Linked DNA regions of Mus musculus: region 1 is linked to region 2. A link is a loop called in an ENCODE intact Hi-C map of the cell type or tissue named here. Cell type or tissue: heart. All regions are shown on one strand. Links, peaks and the distances in the headings refer to the core of each region. The heading gives the core; the rest is flanking DNA.

Region 1 (2,913 bases), core at 124-2,623, 270 kb before region 2:
CGGATTACTGGGTTCTCCGGACGCCTTGCGCCCGCCCTCCAGCCTGGGATCACCTCTGCGCGATGAGTTAAAAAGTCTGTCTGGGCGTTGGGAGGCCCTCGGGCGTGGCCTGCAGGCGCCACCACAGAACAGAACTGTGTCAGCAAGACGACAGTTCCTGCCCCAGACTCTCCGGTATAGCCCGCGGGTAGCCTGTGTTTAAACCTCTACACACGTACACACACTCAGACGCGAACACACACACACTCACACTCACACTTCCACATAGATGCTACCAAAGTTTGGAAGATGGTCCGGTTGGTGGGGCAGGGAAAAGAAAAGTCCAGTAGAGGTGTGTCTGAGACTTGCAAGACTCTGAAAAAGGTGAGCTAAATGCAAGGCAGGAACTCAGGAAGCCTGGCTGCATTGACAATCGGAGGTTTAGGTCCCAAATGACCTTGGAGGAGGCCAGGGGAAACAATACTAGGGCAGCAAGAGGAGAGAGTGGTCTAATAACCCCAAACCCTTCTCCAGTCTCCATTCCTCTCCTGTTCTGAGCAGGCATCTCCAAGGCCAGACCCTATCTAGTTGCTTGAGAACATCGTGCAAGTTTTGTCTGGGCTCAGAGATCATGGCCCCCTTTCCCAGTTCAATTCCTGCAGAATCCTCTGGGGAAGGTGTGTTGCGTTCCTTTGTTCTGGTTTGTTTTGTTTTCCTCCAAGCCTATCTCAGACCCCTCAATGAAACTGGCCCCGGGGTGGGGAGGGGGGGAGGGGGCTTTGCAAGGAGACTGTATGAGCTACAATAGAGCCTACTTGGTTCCTTTTGACGTGATCATTTCCATCGTCATTTGAGAGTCTCAAAAGATAGAGGTGCCTACACAATCCGTTTGCTCACAAAGGGCATTGAAGAGGAGTGTCTTGTGGGCAGCTGGGAGGGGAGGAAGGGAATCTGTCACTTAAGACTTTTAGATGCTAAGCACTCACCAAGAATGTGGAGGGCTGTGTTCAAATCAAAGCTTAGCCACCTCCTCCCCACCTCTCTCATCTGCCTATTCCCCAAGCGTGCGCGTCATCACACACACACACACACACACACACACACACACACACACACACCAAGAGGACCCTGCACTCCGTGGCAGTCACTTCCACCCCACTGCCAGGAGGCGGTGCTGTTGAACTCTAGACCAATCCAAGGACAGTAGAGCATTACTTACTACAACTGCTACGGAGCAGCTCAGACTGCCTGGAGCAAAGCTGAAGGTTAGGAAATTCGTCTGTGGGAAGCCTCGCGAAGTTCCCATGGCTTACAAATGAATAGCTTCTCTGGTTCAGTACAGCTCGGACTTTAGATGAGAACAGAAGGCTGCGGTGTCCTCACGTGGAGAAAAACATTCACAGAGGGACGCGTGGCCAAGAGGGTGAAATGAGGCAGGCAGATTTCTGAGTTCGAGGCCAGCCTGGTCTACAAAGTGAGCTCCAGGACAGCCAGGGCTATACAGAGAAACCCTGTCTCAAAAAAACCAAAAAAAAAAAAAAAAAAAAAAAAAAAAAAAAAAAAAAAAGAGGGTGAAATGAAAGCACTGAAATTGTAAAAAGAAGCAGGTGGAACATCCTCCATCTGCTTGCCCATGTGGGACTCTGTCTCTGTCAAGCCAGAGCTGGGACCTGTAGAGTCCACCACCCCCTTGACTGACGTTGTCTTTATTGGGTCAAAGCTGCCTCAGCTCTCCAGGAAAGAAAACTCCAGAGGGAATGGGAATAAATATAGCAATGCCTGGGTCCTAGGAAAGAGAGAAGAATGACTAGGGGTTGGACAAGGGGATAGCCTCTAGAGAAGGGGGCAGCTTTCTTATGTGGGATGGGACCTCCAGGGGCACTGTTCCAGAGTAGGGGCATCCCCTAGGTAGAAGACAACAGGGCATGGACCAGAGGCACTGTCTGCAGAGTGTGAACTGGTGGGATTATTCAGTGCTGTGAGAGCATGGAATTAAATGGTGGTTACCCTCCTGAGTGGGGACTTTTCAATACGACAACTGCCTTAATTAGGGTTTCTGTGGCTGTGAGAAAACACCATGACCAAACGCAACTTGAGGAGAGAGCAGTTTGTTTCATCTTCCTGCTTAAGGTTCATTGTCCAGAGGAGTCAGGGCGTGAACCTAAGGGCAGGAACGGACACAGAGGCCAGAGTGAAATGTTGCTTACTGCCTTGCTTCTCAATGGTTTGCTCAGCTTGTCTTCTTATATCACCCAGGACCAACCAGCCCAAGAGTGGCACTTCCCACAAGGAGATGGGCCCGTCCACATCAATCATCAGTCAAGAAAGTGCACCACAGGCTTGCCTACAGGCCAATCAACTGGGGGCATTTTTACAACTGAGCTTCTCTCTTCCCAAATGACTATTGTTGGGAGCCGCCCCCACATTCGCCGTTACAAGATGGCGCTGACATCCTGTGTTCTAAGTGGTAAACAAATAATCTGCGCATGTGCCAAGGGTATCTTATGACTACTTGTGCTCTGCCTTCCCCGTGACGTCAACTCGGCCGATGGGCTGCAGCCAATCAGGGAGTGACACGTCCGAGGCGAAGGAGAATGCTCCTTAAGAGGGACGGGGTTTTCGTTTTCTCTCTCTCTTGCTTCTTGCTCTCTTTTCCTGAAGATGTAAGAATAAAGCTTTGCCGCAGAAGATTCTGGTCTGTGGTGTTCTTCCTGGCCGGTCGTGAGAACGCGTCGAATAACAATTGGTGCCGAATTCCGGGACGAGAAAATCCGGGACGAGAAAAAACTCCGGACTGGCGCAGGAGGGATACTTCATTTCAGAACCAGAACTGCGGATCACGTTTATAAAGGTTCCCGTAACACAGACTGTTGAGAAGGATTCAACTGCCGAATTCAGAACTCATCAGCTGGGGAACGACGGTGATAAAGGTTC
Region 2 (2,913 bases), core at 209-2,708:
GGTTGGATGTCAGGACCGCACAGCCTCTCACTTCTGGGCTAAGATCACTATAGCGCCATACCTTTAGGACTGGGGTGGGGTGTCACGTCATCACCACGCGACCACCCAGAGCCAATTACAAGATGGTTCCCCGGGAAACTAGGCGGCAAGCCAAGAGACCTGGGCCTCAGTGGCTGCCTGAGTCTCCCAGTGTGAGGGACAAAGCGCTGCGGGATATCAATCCAACAGTGGTTGCGCGCGATGGAGAATTTGACCCTACTCATATTCTAATGAGAATTGTTTAGTAGCATTCTTTATCTGCTGGTGATTTCTTGTTGGTGAGGTTTTGGCTCTGTGTTGTCTTACCATTGCTTGGGGATAGTTTCAGTCCCTTGGCACAAAGAAGTGTATGGGTCAGATATGTAGTTCTAAAATCCGGGATAATCTGAAGAAAGGGTAAAGCAATGATTTACCGAGGGGGGATGAAGTGAGGTCAGCAGAGTCAAGCAGGAGTCTGAGCCAAGTACAGGGGGCACAAATGAAAAGTGGTGACCAGGATTTAATCCAGACTTTAGTTACATTGGTGTAGAAGAAACTATGTGATAGAATTGACGTTATAAAAATGATTTACTAATAGATTTTTCAGAGAAGGCATTAAATCACACAAGTGGAATTTAGCTAAAGGAGTTACCTCCAAAACACCCCCAAAGATAAGTAGTAGTATATTAATCAGGCCTGTTAGAAGAAAAAATTAGGATGTTAGGATGCTCAAATGTGTGTTCACCACAATTGGCTACAGCCTTTAGATCCATCCCCAAAGACATGTGTAAAAGGCAGCTCAAGGTGTGTGTGTGGGGGGGGGGGATGCAAGATTACAACCATCATTAAGTCCCCTGTACTGCCCCTGGGTAACAACCCTTCAACAAACAAACAAACAAACAAAACAAAACAAAGCACCAAAAACCAAACCAAAACAGTGCTACAACAAAACTGGTGTACTTAAAACAATTCTGACAAAATGTTGTATCTTTGCTGTGTAAATCTACTATTTGCCTAAGCAGCCAGACTTTCAGTCTCCTTTCTCTGTTAAAATTGTTCAAAGTGTAACCTGGGGCCAGAACCCAACAGGGACTTAAGGATGAAAGCCTATGTAAATGCATATGCTTAAAGCAAGCTAATAAAACCTTCCTTTGGTTGCGCCTTAGCTCTAGTTGGCCAGGCACTTTAGCCTGGTAGCTACCCACTGATGTGTGTAGATATATAAGTGTAGATAAATGTTAAGTGTTGCAGCTCTGAAGTGAAAGACTTGCCCTATAGAAATGTCACTGCCTGCTCTGCTGGGGAGACTGGGAGTCTAACAGCTGTCTGTTCTCTGTTCTAGGGAAAGTGTTACAGCTCACTGCACAGCAAACCTCACATAGATTTCGTTAGAAAACTCCAGGAGTAAAGCTGCCTCTGCTCCAGGCTCCAGGGAGAAGCAACAACAGTGAGCTGAATCATAGACCGGGGGTGGGGGATGGGGGGTGGGCGGGCGGGAGGAGCTGTTATACCGGATTTCTTAGGGGAGGAGCTTTTCAGGGCAGAGATTTCCGGGGTCAGGATTTCTGGGATTTCAAATCCTGAGCTTGGGGAGCTCAGCGATTGGTGAGTTTTCCTGCTCAGGGATTGGTGGCTTTTCCCCCACACCCCTTTTGTTCACTTGGCCCATGGATCTGGATGGGAAAACTATCCATGCCTCAGGCGGCTTTGGCTGAGGTGACATCTCCCAGAAGCCAGTAGTGGGAGACAGAAGAGGAGGTGCGGTTGTCAGGGCAACTCCTAATTGCCCCCCACCCCCACCCCACCCCCCTGCTTAGGAACGACAATATATACCTTTCCACCAGTCCAACTAAATGCACTCAACTTTCATCCCACAGAAATGTCGGGGCCCCTTGCTGGTCCAATAAAGCAGTCTCAGCCTGTTGAGCTAGAGTTTAAATACTTCTGTCTCATTTTTCGTACACATAGATTTCCCTTTTGAATATGCTCAGTTTATTCACACAAACACTCCCTATAATACCATGCTATTATAAAGATTAAGGGACTCCCAGCTCAGGGTTGGTTCATCAGCATATCGAAGCCTGCTTGGCTCATAGGAGCTGCCATGTGGTTGGCTCCATAACACATCTTGAAAACATTACATTATTTCAAATCACACAAAATGGTTTTACTTATATTCCAAACTGGGTTGTAAATCGAGATTTCATTCTTCTGTGTAGCAAAACAGTTTATGGCTTATCACACACACACACACACACACACACACACACACACGTGTATTCCAAGATATAATCATCAATATCTATTGAAGTCATAGTTTAAACTAACTTCACCTTGTAAGAACTTTTATTTCAGGTAATTGGCTTAATTCAGTGGCTAGATCGCCTCTTTGCAGCAGGAGCTAGTTAAAAGAACAAGGCATTTGGGAAGTTGAAGGAGCTATCAATCTCGTGGGCATTTCTACTTGAAATAGCCGGCTTCCACCCTAGAGAAAGACACGGTCTGTATTAAGACAGAGGCCAGTTAGTTTTCTAGAGGATTAGATATATTTTAAAGGGAGGAAAAAGCACTGTTTCGCTAAACTAAATGTTCAACGAAAGAAGTGACCAGAGACATTCTATTCTCAGCAAGAAGAGGTCTAGCTGGCTGGTGGCAGTAGGGAGGCGACTTCGTAAAGCTTTAGCAGTAGGTGGAAGCATGATCAACATTTACCGGGAACTGGAAGTGTCAGGCAGGATTTTCTAATGACCAGGTTTTAATTAAGATCATGAGTGGGATTTAAAGCGGAATGATTCAAGAAATACAAAGCTGCGCCAGCCTTCCCATCCCACCCCGGCCGTGCCCTACGCCAAGACTTGACCCACCGAGGCACCCCGGAAGGCTAGAAAAATCCTG

Evidence for each region. A loop is a pair of places that touch in the nucleus more often than their neighbours do. Peaks named below come from ENCODE experiments on the same cell type or tissue, not always from the same donor. Only the 100,000 strongest peaks of a DNase experiment are listed, where the experiment ranks them.
Region 1: it touches region 2 in a loop (2.3-fold over the local background); 3 of 42 quality-filtered maps call a loop at or near these places.

The regions. Positions count from the first base shown.
Region 1 is chr2:148,408,223-148,411,135 of GRCm38, forward strand. No RefSeq gene overlaps it. Among named protein-coding and RNA genes, the nearest start is that of Thbd, 1.5 kb to the left of the region's middle. In heart, for the core only: a CTCF peak has its summit at 1,164; DNase peaks (open chromatin) are centred at 699 and 1,159; H3K4me3 peaks cover 708 bases; H3K27ac peaks cover 536 bases.
Region 2 is chr2:148,677,943-148,680,855 of GRCm38, forward strand. It overlaps Gm46771 (a long non-coding RNA gene), which reads right to left. Exons shown (of 2, transcript XR_001783505.2): 1 at 2,883-2,913; 2 at 2,336-2,503. It also overlaps a transcript of Gzf1 not described here. Among named protein-coding and RNA genes, the nearest start is that of Gm46771, 1.5 kb to the right of the region's middle. In heart, for the core only: no CTCF peak of the experiment used is centred there; a DNase peak (open chromatin) is centred at 1,639; H3K4me3 peaks cover 2,234 bases; H3K27ac peaks cover 2,286 bases.